2 separate regions of the Homo sapiens genome follow, and region 1 is linked to region 2. Evidence: read pairs that join two places in POLR2A ChIA-PET (ENCODE). Cell type or tissue: OCI-LY7. All regions are shown on one strand. Links, peaks and the distances in the headings refer to the core of each region. The heading gives the core; the rest is flanking DNA.

What was found. Peaks named below come from ENCODE experiments on the same cell type or tissue, not always from the same donor. Only the 100,000 strongest peaks of a DNase experiment are listed, where the experiment ranks them.
Region 1: POLR2A ChIA-PET joins it to region 2 with 5 read pairs; 2 of 35 experiments call an interaction of 5 or more read pairs at or near these places.

Annotation. Positions count from the first base shown.
Region 1 is chr12:31,796,185-31,802,718 of GRCh38, forward strand. No RefSeq gene overlaps it. Among named protein-coding and RNA genes, the nearest start is that of H3-5, 7.2 kb to the left of the region's middle. In OCI-LY7, for the core only: no CTCF peak of the experiment used is centred there; no DNase peak of the experiment used is centred there.
Region 2 is chr12:32,022,012-32,030,118 of GRCh38, forward strand. No RefSeq gene overlaps it. Among named protein-coding and RNA genes, the nearest start is that of RESF1, 67 kb to the left of the region's middle. RefSeq lists enhancers at 1-369, 1,044-1,717, 2,984-3,278. In OCI-LY7, for the core only: no CTCF peak of the experiment used is centred there; DNase peaks (open chromatin) are centred at 4,060 and 6,160; H3K4me3 peaks cover 398 bases.

The sequences.
Region 1 (6,534 bases), core at 5-5,004, 230 kb before region 2:
AGACCCCAAGAGAAGGTTCTGGATCCTGCACAAGAAAGAATTTGGGGCGAGTTCATAAAGTAAAGTGAAAGCAAGTTTATTAGAGAAGTAAAAGAATAAAAGAATGGCTACTCCATAGGCAGAGCAGTGGCACGGGATGTTCAACTGAGTACACGTATAGTTATTTCTTGATTATATGTTAAACAAGGGGTGGATCATTCATGAGTTTTCCAGGAAAAGGGCAGGGATTTACCCTAACTGAGGGTTCCTCCCCTTTTAGACCATATAGGGTAACTTCCTAATGTTGCCATGGCGTTTGTAAACTGTCGTGGTGCTGCTGGGAGTGTCTTTGAGTATGCTAATGCATTATAATTAGCGTATAGTGAGCAGTGAGGACAACTAGAGGTCACTTTCATCACCACCTTGGTTTTGGCAGGTTTTGGCTGCCTTCTTTATGGCATTGTTTTATCAGCAGGGTCTTTATGACCTCTATCTTGTCCTGCTGACCTATCTTGTCCTGTGACTAAGAATGCTTAACCTCCTGGGAATGCAGCCCAGTAGGTGTTAGCCTCATTTTACCCAGACCTTATTCAAGATGGAGTCCCTCTGGTTCCAATGCGTCTGACAATACTGCTGCCCTGAGGTGCCTGGTGCTGATTAGACCGCGATCAAGTGCATATTCGCTGTTGATTGATGTTACTCTCCTCTGTGCCACTCTCCCTATGTGGGCAGTCTCTTCTAACTGCGGGAACAGCAAACCAACCAGTGAGAAAGGCCATCGTCATTTCATTCTTTTGTGTGCCAAAGCACACAAACCACTTAGAGAATATTAGAGAATATGTTCTATTTCCTTCCAGAAAAAAAAAACCCACTTTTTTTTTTTTTTTGAGACAGAGTCTGGGTGGAGTGCAGTGGCGCGATCTTGGCTCACTGCACCCTCATCTTCCTGGGCTCAAGCAATCCTCCTACCTTAGCCTCCAGAGTAGCTGGTACTACAGGCACATGCCACCATACCTGGCTAATATTTTTGTATTTTTGGTGAAGATGGTGTTTCGCTGCATTGCCCAGGCTGGTCTACAACGCCTGAGCTCAAGCCATCTGCCTGCCTCTGCCTCCCAAAGTGCTGGGATTATAGGCATGAGCCACCGCGCCTGGACTCACACATTCTGTTTCGATTGAAGTATAAAATGAGTTAGTGTTGGTGAGTAAAACATGAAATTTATAAACCCAAACCCCAATCAGCAAGCTAGTGAGAGAGAGTGCTCAGCATGGGTGCTCAGCACGCAGGAAGTCCTTGAGCACAGGCTCAGCTCACTTTTCACTTACAATTGAAAATCTGCACTCAGGTTATGTCATCTTTGGATACTCCCTCCTCAGACTTCTCCCCAGATCTCTAGGCAAGGGGGCACTAATTAGACCAACGTGCTTTGCAGCCCTTGTTGACTATTTCCCTCACTTGTCGTTATAACATTGCCTTGAGGAGGAGACACTTCTACAGTAACCAGGACATGCCCGGGAAGTCCCATTGTGTGGGGCCCTTTACCCACCTTTTTGGCCAGCTTCCAGTGTTCTTGACTTACTGGAGATCTGGTAGTCTTACGGCCGAAACATAATTCGGTTTTCATTCTCTTATCTCATGTCCGAGAACCAACTATTCAACTTCCTCCCTCACTGCTGACTGGGGCGACTTTTCCATGGAACTAAAAATCCTCCACATACCCGCTCTATATGACCTTGTTCTTTATTTTCCAAGGTTCTTAACCTAATACAGTTATTATTTACAATTCTGTGTAAATCCTTTGTGGGATTTTTTTACATACTATAACCATTCATACATTCAACACATATTTTTTGAGTGTCTAGTATATACAACAGGTGTTGGTCTAGGTCTAGGGCTGTATCAGTGAATGAAACTAAGTCTTTACTGTCAAGGAGTTTACATTTAATTGGGTGACACAAAAACTACAATAGATAGATAATGTGTCTATTATAGAAATGATAATAGGTGTTATGGGAGAAAATTATTATAGTGTAAGGAGGACAGGTAGTCCAGGGGAGGGGTGTGGAAATACTGCTTTACACAAGGGTAGTCTGGGACAGCTCCGCTGTCAAGGTGGTATCTGAATAGAAATGAGAGAGTAAGCCATATGGATATGTGATGAAAGTGTCCCTGGCCGGGCGCGGTGGCTCACGCCTGTAATCCCAGCATTTTAAGAGGCCGAGGCGGGCGGATCACGAGACCATCCTGGCTAACACGGTGAAACCCCGTCTCTACTAAAAATACAAAAAATTAGCCGGGCGTGTTGGCGGGCGCCTGTAGTCCCAGCTACTCGGGAGGCTGAGGCACGAGAATGGCGGAGCTTGCAGTGAGCCGAGATCACGCCACTGCACTCCAGCCTGGGCGACAGCGATACTCCGTCTCAAAAAAACAAAAACAAAAACAAACAAACAAAAAAACGCAAAATTAGCCAGGTGTGGTGTTGTGCGCCTGTAGTCCCAGCTACTCAGGAGGCTGTGGCAGAAGAATTGCTTAAATCCGGGAGGTGGAGGTTGCGGTGAGCCGAGATCGCGACATTGCACTCCAGCCTGGGCAACAAGAGCAAGACTCCGTCCCAAAAATAAAAAAATGAAAATAAATAAAAAGAGACGGCCAGGAGCGGTGGCTTACACATGTAATCCCAGCACTTTGGGTGGCTGAGGCGGGTGGTTCAGCTGAGGTCGAGAGTTTGAGACCAGCCTGACCAACATGGAGAAACCCTGTCTCTACTAAAAATACAAAATTAGCCGGGCGTGGTGGCGCGTGCCTGTAATCCCAGCTACTCTGGAGGCTGAGGCAGGAGAATGGCTTGAACTCGGGAGGCAGAGGTTGCTGTGAGCCAAGATCACACCATTGCACTCCAGCCTGGGCAACAAGAGCAAAACTCCATCTCAATAAATAAATAAATAAATAAATAAATAAATAAATAAATACAATGATATTGCAGAGGCCAAGTGAAGAAAATGTCCATAATCATACTCCAAAATAATAGGCTTCCTTGGCTGGGTGTGGTGGCTCACACCTGTAATCCCAGCACTTTGGGAGGCCAAGGGGGCAGATCACGAGGTCAAGAGATGGAGACCATCCTGGCCAACATGGAGAAACCCCGTCTCTACTAAAAATGCAAAAATTAGCTGTGTGTGGTGGCTTGCATCTGTAGTCCCAGCTACTCAGGAGGCTGAGGCAGGAGAATCGCTTAAACCCAGGAGGCGGAGGTTGCAGTGAGCTGAGATCGTGCCACTGCACTCCAGCCTGGCGACAGAGCAAGACTCTGTCTCAAAAAAAAAAAAAAAAAGCCTTCCTTTTTTATTTTGTCACATGATATTAATTTACTTGCATATCTCCTTCACTAGACTGTTGGATTTTGTGGCCTGGGAATATATCACATCCATTACTCATCTCTAGGGCTTATGCTTAGCTCAGTGCCTGACACGTTAGACTTTTCTCCTTTTTTTTTTTTTTCAGATGGAGTCTTGCTCTGTCACCCAGGCTGGAGTGCAGTGGCACTATCTTGGCTCACTGCAACCTCTGCCTCCAGGGCTCAAGCAATTCTCCTGCCTCAGCCTCCAGATTAGCTGGGATTACAGGCGCCCACCACCAGGCCCAACTAATTTTTGTATTTTATTTTATTATTTTATTTATTTATTTTTGAGATAGGGTCTCACTTTGTCACCCAGGCTGGAGTGCAGTGGCGTGATCTTGGCTCACTGCAACCTCTGCCTCCCGGGTTCAAGCGATTCTCCTGCCTCAGCCTCCCAAGTAGCTGGGATTACAGGTGCCTGCCACCATGCCCGGCTAATTTTTGTATTTTTAGTAGAGACAGGGTTTCTCCATGTTGTCCAGGCTGGTCTCAAACTCCTGACCTCAGGTGAGCCACCCGCCTTGGCCTCCCAAAGTGCTGGGATTACAGGGGTAAGCCACTGCACCCAGCCTAATTTTTGTATTTTAGTTAAGACCGGGTTTCACCATGTTGGCCAGGCTTGTCTGGAACTCCTGGCCTCAAGTGTTCTGCCTGCCTCGGCCTCTCAAATTGCTGGAATTACAGATGTGAGCCACAGCATCAGATCTAGGCTTTTCTTGTTGGGAATGTTTTTCCTTCTTTCACAAAACCTTTTATTTTGAAAACAATATAAACTAGAGAAAAGTTGCAAGAATAGTGCAATGAACTGAAACGCCCTTCACCTAGATCACTAATTGTTAGTAAACATTTTGCCACATTTGTTTTTTTCTCTTTCTCTCCATTTGAAATTAAGTTATAGATATCACAACCCAACATGCCTAAATAATTTAGTGTCTATCCTTGAAGAAAGATATTCTCTTACTGTACAATCACCAAATTCAGGACATTTAACATTGATACACTATGATTATCAATATATAGTCCATATTCAAATTTTGCCAATTGTCCCAGTAATGCCTTCTGTAACAATCCTTCTCCCTTCACACATTTCATTTAGTTCTCGTGTCTATTTGGGCTCCTTTAATCTAGAACAGTTCCTCAAACTTTGTTTTCTATGACATGAACATTTTTGAAGTGCACAGTGTTGACAAAAAGAGTCAAACTCTGTAAAATATTTAAAGAAATTTATTCTGAGCCAAATATGAGTGACCATGGTCTGTGACACAGCCCTCAGGAGATCCTGAGAACATGTGCCCAAGGTGGTTGGGTGCAGCTTGGTTTTATACATTTTAGGGAGGGCATGAGACATTAATCAAATACATTTAAGAAGTACATTGGTTTGGTCCAGAAAGGCGGGACAACTCAAAGCAGATAAGGCAGTGGAGGGGCGGCGGGGGCGGGGGCGGGAGGGCGTCGGTCGGGGGGCCTTCCAGGCTATAGGTAAATTTAAACATTTTCTGGTTGACAATTGGATGAGTTTGTCTAAAGACCTGGGATCCATAGAAAGGAAATGCTCAGGTTAAGATAAAAGATTGTGGGGGCCGGGCACGGTCGTTCACACCTATAATCCCAGCACTTTGGGAGGCAGAGGTGGGCAGATCACGAGGTCAAGAGATGGAGACCATCCTGGCCAACATGGAGAAACCCTGTCTCTACCAAAAATGCAAAAATTAGCTGGGGTTGGTGGTGCGTTCCTGTAGTCCCAGCTACTCAGGAGGCTGAGGCAGGAGAATTGCTTGAACCTGGGAGGCAGAGGTTGCAGTGAGCCGAGATCGCCACTGCAATCCAGCCTGGTGACAGAGGGAGACTCTGCCTCAAAAAAAAAAGAAAAAAAAGATTGTGGAGACTTCGCTGGCCTGGTGGCTCACGCCTGTACCCCAGCACTTAGGCCAGGCGCAGCGGCTCACTCCCGTAATCCCAGCACTTAGGCCAGTCGCACTGGCTCACATCTATAATCCCAGCACTTTGGGAGGCTGAGGCAGGCGGATAGCCTGAGGTCGGGAGTTCGAGACCAGCCTGGCCAGCATGGTGAAACCGCTTCTCTACTAAAAATACAAAAATTAGCTGGGCGTGGTGGCAGGCGCCTGTAATCCCAGCTACTCGGGAAGTTGAGGCAGGAGAATGGCTTGAACCCAGGAGATGGAGGTTGCAGTGAGTCAAGATGGCGCCATTGCACTCCAGCCTGGGCAACAGCATGAAACTCCATCTCAAAAAAAAAAAAAAAATTAGCCAGGCATGGTGATGCGTGCCTGTAATCCTAGCTACTAGGGGGCCTGAGGCAGGAGGATCACTTGAACCTGGGAGGTGGAGGTTGCAGTGAGACAAGATGGTGCCACTCTACTCCAGCCTGGGCAACAGAGTGAGACTCCATCTCAAAAAAAAAAAAAAAAGATTGTGGCGAGCAAGTTTCTTTTGAACTCTTATAGTGGCTGCCCTTAGAGAGAATAGATGACAGATGTTTCCTATTCAGACCTTAAAAGGTGCTAGACTCTTAGTTAATCTCTTCAGGAGTGCTCGCTTCGGCAGCACATATATATGATGATCTCTTCAGGGTTCGGAGGGCCTGGAAGAAAAAGATATAGCTATGTTAATAGAGATTCTTTACAGATGTGAATCTTCCCCTCCAAAGGACAGCTGTGCAGGGCCATTTCAAAATATGGCAAAGAAACATGTTTTGGGGTAAAATATTTTGACTTTCTTCTTTGTCACATAATGTTATGCCAGAGTCAGATTGGAAAGTAAGTCACGATATATAGGGTTAAATCAAACCCATCTGATGAGAATTTATAGTTTGTAGGCCATGACTCTCCAGACCCTTAAGATAGGAATTTAGGCAAGATGAAAAAAAAAAAATCAGAGCTTAGTCTTCACAGACAAATAGATTTTTAGAATGTTCATCAATTTAGGTTTTCTAAATGTCTCTTCATGATGAGGTTTCTTCCATTTTTGGCAGTAAACTACATAAATGATCTTGTATATATATATATTAGAAATACAGGCCCAGAGCGGTGGCTTATGCCTGTAGTCCCAGCACTTTGGGAGACTGAGGTGGGCCTCACTTGAGGCCAGGAGTTCCAGACTAGCCTGGGCAACATGACAAAGCCACATCTCTACTAAA
Region 2 (8,107 bases), core at 1,628-6,627:
GTTATTAAGAAATTATTTTAGGTATATAGAGAAGAAAAGGGGTCCTTGGGAAGTTTTCGGGTTTTTTTGTTTGTTTGTTTTGTTTTGTTTTGAGAGGGAGTCTCGCTCTGTCGCCCAGGCTGGAGTGCAGTGGCGCTATCTCGGCTCACTGCAAGCTCTGCCTCTCGGGTTCACGCCATTCTCCTGCCTCACTCAGCCTCCCGAGTAGCTGGGACTACAGGCACCCGCCACCACACCCGGCTAATTTTTTGTTTTTGTTTTTTTTTTTTTTTTTTTTTTTAGTAGAGACGGGGTTTCACCGTGTTAGCCAGGATGGTCTCGATCTTCTGACCTCGTGATCTGCCCGCCTGGGCCTCCCAAAGTGCTGGGATTACAGGCGTGAGCCACCGCACCCAGCTGGGAAGTTTTCTTTAAAGCATCTTCGGAAAAGTTTCTTGTATAGCCCCGGCTCTTAGAGCCAGGCTGGCAACCTTTGATATGTAAATGCAAGCCATTAGAAACTAGGTCCACCCAAACATGGTGATTCCCCTGCCTTCTTGCCCTTTCCCCACAAGTTCCTGGCAACATGGCCGCCCCCATGTATTCCCACGTGTGTTAGAACATCATGGTGCCCCGCTTTTGCATATTAAAAGGCTATGGTGGGAGGGCCAGCTTTTTCGCAGATATGTGAATGACATGCCTAGTCAAACCAATCCCCTGAGCCCTATGCAATTCAGACACCGCCTCCTCCAGCCTCTGTGTACATATATCTAGCTGGTATCTGTGGCAGGTCGGGGTTCCCCTCTCTCAGCTTTGGAGCCCCCCTCCCTCTGTCTCTTTACAGGGGAGCTTGTTCCTCCTCCCTTCCTTCTTGCCTCTTCTTGCCTATTAAGCTCTCAAGCTCTCCACTCCTTAAAACCACTCCACGTGTGTCTGTGTCGTTTTATCTAAACTGGCACGAGGACCAAGAACCCTGGTGTTCCTCCACTCATCGGAGCTGTATCACTGGTAGATAGGAGCACTGCCATTTTTGATGCTTACATTTCAAAGAGATCTCAAGTCCTTGAGAAAGACATTCCTGGGTTTTACACATTTACAAGAGGCTTTTAGAAAGATTTATATACATCTGGGGCCAGGCGCGTTGGCTTATGCCTGTAATCCCAGCACTTTGGGAGGCCGAGGCGGTTGGATCACGATGTCAGGAGATGGAGACCATCTTGGCCAACATGGTGAAACCCCATCTCTACTAAAATACAAAAAATTAGCCAGATGTGGTGGCGCGTGCCTGTAATCCCAGCTACCTGGGAGGCTGAGGCAAGTGAATCACTTGAACCCCGGAGGCGGAAGTTGCAGTGAGCTGAGATAGCACCACTGTACTCCAGCCTGGGCAACAGAGCAAGACTCCATCTCAAAAAAAAGAAAAGAAAAGAAAAGAAAGATTTATATACATCTCACAGGGGCAGAGAGAATTTACAATGACAAATCCTCTAAAGAAAATGCTTTAAGAAAAGGGAAAGAATAGTCTTTTCCCTAATTTTTTCTTTTTGCTTTTGTTTGTTTGTTTAGAGACGGGGTTTTGCTATTGTAAACCAAAAGGTATCTGAGACAGGTCTTAATCAGCTTAGTTTATTTTGCCAAGGTTAAGGATGTGCCTGTGACACAGCTTCAGGAGGTCCTAACGACATGTGCCCAAGGTGGTCGGTGTGCAACTTGCTTGTATACATTTTAGGGAGACATGAGACATTAATCAATATGTGTAAGATGTGCATTGGTTCGTTCTGGTAACGCGGGATAACTTGAGGCAAGGGCTTCCAGGTCCCACATAGGTAAGAGACAAAAGGTTGCATTCTTTTAAATCCTTGATCATCTTTCCACTGAATACACAATTTAGGCTGGCTCAGTGAATCTGCATTTTTACATAAACAATAGGGCAGGGGAAGCAATCAGATATGCATTTGTCTCAGGTGAGCCTCCTCAGAGGGATGACTGAGTTCTGTCTGTCCCTTGTCCACAAGGAATTTCCTTCTGGGCAAATTGTGAGGGAGGTATGTAGCTTTTTTTTGAGACGGAGTCTTGCTTATTCGCCAGGCTGAAGTGCAGTGGCGCCATCTCGGCTCACTGCAATCTCCGCATACCAGGTTCAAGCGATTCTCCTGCCTCAGCCTCCTGAATAACTGGGATTACAGTCACGCACCACCACGCCCAGCTAATTTTTATATTTTTAGTGGAGACAGGGTTTCACCATGTTGGCCAGGATGGTCTCGATCTCTTGACCTCATGATCTACTCGCCTTGGCTTTCCAAAGTGCTGGAATTACTGGCTTGAGCCACCACGCCCAGCGGTGTGTAGCTTTTTATCTTTTTTTTTTTTGAGATGGAGCCTTGCTCTGTTGCCCAGGCTGGAGTGCAGTATGCGATCTCAGCACTTTGGGGCGGGGGCAAGATGAACAGATCGCTTGAGTTCAAGAGTTCAAGACCAGCCTGGGCAACATGTCTAAACCCCATCTCCACAAAAAAATATAAAAATTAGCTGGGCGTAGTGGTACCCGCCTGTAGTCCCAGCTACTCAGGAGGCTGAGGTGGGAGGATCAGTTGAGCCAGGGAGGCAGAGGTTGCAATGAGCTGAGATTGCATCACTGCACTCCAGCCTGTGTGACAGAGTGAGACCCTGTCTCAAAAAAAAAAAAAAACTTAAAATCTTTTTTTTAATTCTCTCAATTTCAATCTCACTTACTTCTTCTTTCAAAGCCACCACTGTCTGAACCTGGTGCCCTTCCTTCTGATTATAGTTTTCGTTGTTGTTACTGTGTTTTGTTTACTTTTACAATTTTGGAATATGAAAATATCTTTCTTTTGTAACGACAAATATGGAATACAAACATTACAACTTCTTTTTTTGCCCATCCTGGATTAAAAAGGAAATAATAGATGAAATGCCTTGCAAAGAGGACAAAATATTTTGGGGTCTAAAATGTGCTTTGCCCAGGATCTTGCCTTGTAATGATAATGACTCTCCCTTAGTGATCCAAACAAAGGAATGTGGTCAACTGTATGAACAAGGTTCAGTGAAGTCCTGAGTCACATGACAATCTGTCCTCCCCAAGCCTCTGTGCTTCAGAAGCTGGAAAGTCGTTCTACCCTTGGGCACAGGGTACATGTGCAGTAGCAATAAATAGCACCAGGAGGAATAGGAGCAACAAGTGTTACTGGTAGAGGGTCTTGACTACGAGTTGTCCAGGTCCTTGGCATTTTGAACAAAGAATTGAACAAAACGTACGAAGTAGCAGAGAAATGAAATGCAGGAATGAAGCAACGAGAGCAGGAATTCATTAAAGCGAGAAAGCACTTCACAGGGTGGGAGTGGGCCTGAGCAAGCAGCTCAAGGGTGCAGTTACAAAGCTTTCTGGGCTTTAAGTACCTCATTTGAGGTTCTTATCTAGATGAAGGATTTGGTCTGTGGCAAATTAAAGACTGAGGTGAACTGGCGCCCTGTGCAGATAAAGGGATGGTCCCTGCTTCGCCAGGGCCAATCCAAGGCACTCTCCTTTTCCATCCCAGCACTTTGGGAGCCTGAGGCAGGTGATCACTTGAGCTCAGGAGTTCAAGACCAGCCTGGCTAACATGGTGAAAACCTGTCTCTACTGGTGCTCTCGCCATTATTCCATCTGCTATGAGCCCCTTTCTGCATAAAGTAAAGTTTGCCTTGCTAAGAGAATTAAATTTATGTTTGAATGTTATTTCTTTGTAGCACTGGGGAACAAGCATTCTATTTCTAAATAAACATTTTTACATATAAGAAATGGTGGTCCGTACAGGGATACATTTTCCTCTGGGGTGGTCTCTAGTCCTCTCATGAGGGGGTCTCCCACTGCCTCATTGTGGTGGCCTCAGGGGTAGTAAGAAATTGAGACCCATCTGGTGTGATGAATAGACCCGGACTCTCAACAAGGCAGAAGAAACTGGCCAGCAATCTGGAGTAAATGATCCTCACATATGATGTGGACCAGGCGACCTCATGCATGAGCCAAGAAAGGAAACAAACCAGAGGAGCCGTACACCAGCACCTGCCTGGAAACCACATCCTCATCAAAAGATAGAAAGAAGAAAAACTCGAGGCAGCCTAAGAACCCTACCTTGTGCTGCTAACCACCGAGACTGCCGTTCGCACAGCAGAAAAGGATAGACACATCATACCCAAGTCAAAAAAGCGTCATCACCATCAAAGTTATAGGTCATTGTTCCAGGGTCAAGCCCTACCAAGTTAAAGCTAAGAAAACTTTATCTATCTTTTCTTTCCTTTAACTACTCCCCATCTTATTAATGTAACTAAATCTAACTCACCTCAAATTATTACTTTTAATGCCTGTTCAGTTATCACTCCTCTCATACCAAATGACAAAACCAAAGTCTTTGTAGTAAAAGTAAAAAAATCTAAAGCAAACCACAGCAATTAAAACAAGATATCAAGATGTAAATGACTAGCTAAAATACATTAAATATTCTGTCCGCACTCTAAATAAAAGCAATTGTTATGCTTGTGCACACAGTAGGCTAGAAGTCCAAGTTATCCCCTTTCCACTCAGATAGTCCTCTAATCGACAAGGCATGGACTGCATGGTAGCTCCTTTTCTTCTTTTGTCTTTTTTTCTTTTTTTTATCTGAGACGGAGTCTCGCTCTGTCGCCCAGGCTGGAGTGCAGTGGCGCAATCTCGGCTTACTACAAGCTCCACCTCCCGGGTTCAAGCCATTCTCCTGCCTCAGCCTCCCAAGTAGCTGGGACTACAAGCGCACGCTGCCAAGCCCGGCTAACTTTTTTTTTTTTTTTTTTTTTGTATTTTTAGTAGAGACGGGGTTTTACCCTGTTAGCCAGGATGGTCTCGATCTCCATCTCCTGACCTCGTGATCCGCCCGTCTCGGCCTCCCAAAGTGCTGGGATATAGGCGTGAGCCACTGCACCCGGCCGGTATCAAAATCCTGCAGCCTAAGATAGTAAAGTGTGCCAAACTCTCTCTACTATTTCCTAAAGTGCAGTACCCTGAGGGTCAGCCCCCCGAGGGCCATTCAGCCTCCATCTTCCAAGACCAATTTTACCTCGTGTCTCCAACGATAAAAGGAAAATTTAGCGTACTTTGAAGACTTAACATGATACAGCGAGGTCAGGCACTTCCAAAAGCTAACCCATCAGTCCACCCTTATTCATCCCCAAGCGGATGCATAGTAATACTGTAAAAAACCTTTACTAGACACTCTACCAAATAATTAGAGCAGCACTTATGCTCTAGTTCAATTAGCTATCCCTTTTACCCTGGCATTTCATCAATCAGAAAAAGAGAAATTACGACATAAGCAAATAAAAGAAGCCTCAAAAGAAGCAGCCCCTTACAGCTATTTTGATTCCCATGTCTATTCAGATGCAATTAGAGGTCCTCACAGAGTACCAAATAAATTTAAAACCAGAGATCAAATAGCTGCAAGGTTTAAGTCAATGTTGTTTTAGTGAGTAGCAATTAATAAAAATGTAGATTAAATAAACTGCATTTATTACTACCAGCAGCAATTTATTAACTATACCAAAGATGCTGTTAAAGAAATAGCTGAACAATTAAAACCCACAAGTCAAATGGCCTGAGAAAATAAGATAACTTTAAATATAATATTAACAAAGAAAGGTAGTGTTTATATTATAATCAAAACTCAGTGTTGCACCTTTATTCCAAACAACACTGCTCCCAATGGGAGCATAACAAGGACCCTCCAAGGACTTACTGCCTTATTAAATAAGTTAGCAAAAAATTCCAGCATTAACAACTCTATTTCAAATTAGCTCGAGAAATAGTTCAGCCAACAGAAAGAGACCATGGCCTCAGTCCTTACTTCTCTAGCAACTGTAATAAGTATACTTCTCCTTATTAGATGTCATGTTATGTTATACCATACATTTAAAAGCTAATCAAAACAACTAAGCCAAGACATATTTAAAAAAAAAAGTTTGAAGAAGAAAACTATAAAAACAAGACAAGGAAATTGTAGAAAGTAAAAAGTTCCTCTTCAAAGTTTCCCTTCTTGTTCAAGAATAAATCATAAGTGTTAGAAATAGTAGTTTCTTTTAAAGACTAACTGTATGCTAGACATGCGCACAGGCCTGTCCCGGCTCGCAGCCTATGCCCCTTCCTTATTTAAGAATGTTATTACCTTTCTAAGTCCTTTCGTAAGTAACTTCCTCTTTTCCTTTGTCTTTCTATTGCCTTTGCCTATTTAGAAAAGTTTTAAACTGTTAGCTAATCAGGTTTTAGTTTAGATTGTGAGGTCTGGCTTTAGCCAATGGAGACAGGACACAGTAGCAGGGACAAACTGCGTAAAGGATAAAAATTACTTCCCTCCATTGTTCAGGTGTGCTCTTGCCATTATTCCATCTGTGGTGAATACTTGACTTTCTGCAAAAAGTAAAGATTGCCATGCTAAGAGAATTAAATTTATGTTCGAGTGCTATTTCTTCGTAGCACCAAGGAACAAGCATTCTATTTCTAAGTAAACATTTTTTACATATAACCAACAAACAAACAAAAACCTGTCTCTACTAAAAATACAAAAAAATTAGCAGGACGTGGTGGTGCACACCTGTAATCCCAGCTACTCAGGAGGCTGAGGCAGGAGAATCATTTGAACCCGGGAGGCCGGAGGTTGCAGTAAGCCAAGATTGTGCCACTGCACTCCAGCCTGGGTGACAGAGTGAGACTTCGTCTAAAAAAAAAAAAAAAAACAGATAAAAATGTGTTATTTGTAAATTAGCTGGGTGCAGTGGTGTGGGCCTGTAATCCCAGCTACTCATGGGGCTGAGGTGGGAGAATCTCTTGAGCCAAGGAGGCGGAGGTTGCAGTGAGCCCACATCACGCCACTTCACTCCAGCCTGGGTGATGGGAGTAAAACCCGGTCTTAAAAATAAGTAGGCCAGGCTCTGTGGCTCATGCCTGCAATCCCAGCACTTTGGGAGGCCGAAGTGGGTGGATCATTTGAGGTCAGGAGTTTGAGACCAGCCTGGACAACACGGTGAAACCCTGTCTCTACTAAAAAAAATACAAAAATTAGCTGGGCATGGTGGCGAGCACCTGTAATCCCAGCTACTTGGGAGGCTTAGGCAAGAGAATTGCTTGAGCCTGAGAGGCAGAGGTCGTGGTGAGCTGTGATAGCACCACTGCACTCCAGTCTGGGTGAGAGAGTGAGAGACCCTGTAGGAAAGAAAAGAAGGAGGGAAGGAGGGAAGGAGGGAAGGAAGGAAGGAGGGAGGGAGGGAAAGAAGAAAAGAAAGAAAGAGAGAGCGGGAGGGAGGCAGGGAGGAAGGGAGGGAGGAAGGAAGGAAGGGAAGGGAAAGGAAAGAAAGGAAGGGAAAGGAAGAAAGGAAAAGGAAAGAGAAAGAAAAAGAAAGAAGAAAGAGAGAAAGAAAGGAAGGAAGAAAGAGAAGAAAGGAAGAAAGGAAGAAAGGAAAGAAAGAGGGAGAAAGGAAGGAAAGGAAAGGAAAGAAAGGAAGACAGGAAAGGAAGAAAGGAAAAGGAAAGAAAGAAAGCAAAAGAAAGAAAGAAGAAAGGAAGAAAGGAAAGAAAGAGGGAGGAAGGAAGGAAAGGAAAGAAAGGAAGAAAGGAAAGGAAGAAAGAGAAAGAAAGAAGAAAAGAAAGGGAAGAAAGGAAGGAAAGAAAGAGGCCCTGTGCACAGCCTCACACCTGTAATCCTAGCACTTTGGGAGGTCGAGGTGGGTGGATCACTTGAGGTCAGGAATTTGAGAACAGCCTGGCCAACATGGTGACACCCCATCTCTACTAAATATATATATATATAAAAAATTTAGCTGGGCATGGTGATAGATGCCTGTAATTTCAGCTACTTGGGAGGCTGAGGCAGGAGAATCGCTTGAACCCAGGAGGGAGAGGTTGCTGTGAGCCAAGATAACACCACCACACTGCAGCCTGGGCTACAGAGTGAAACTCTGTCTCAAAAATAAATAAATAAAAATAAATTAATTAATAATTGTATTTATTGCTGCTATTTTTGAAGTTAATTAAAGGTATTTTAAGCTGGGTGTGGTGGTTCACACCTGTAATCCCAGCACTTTGGGAGGCCAAGGTGGGTAGATTTCT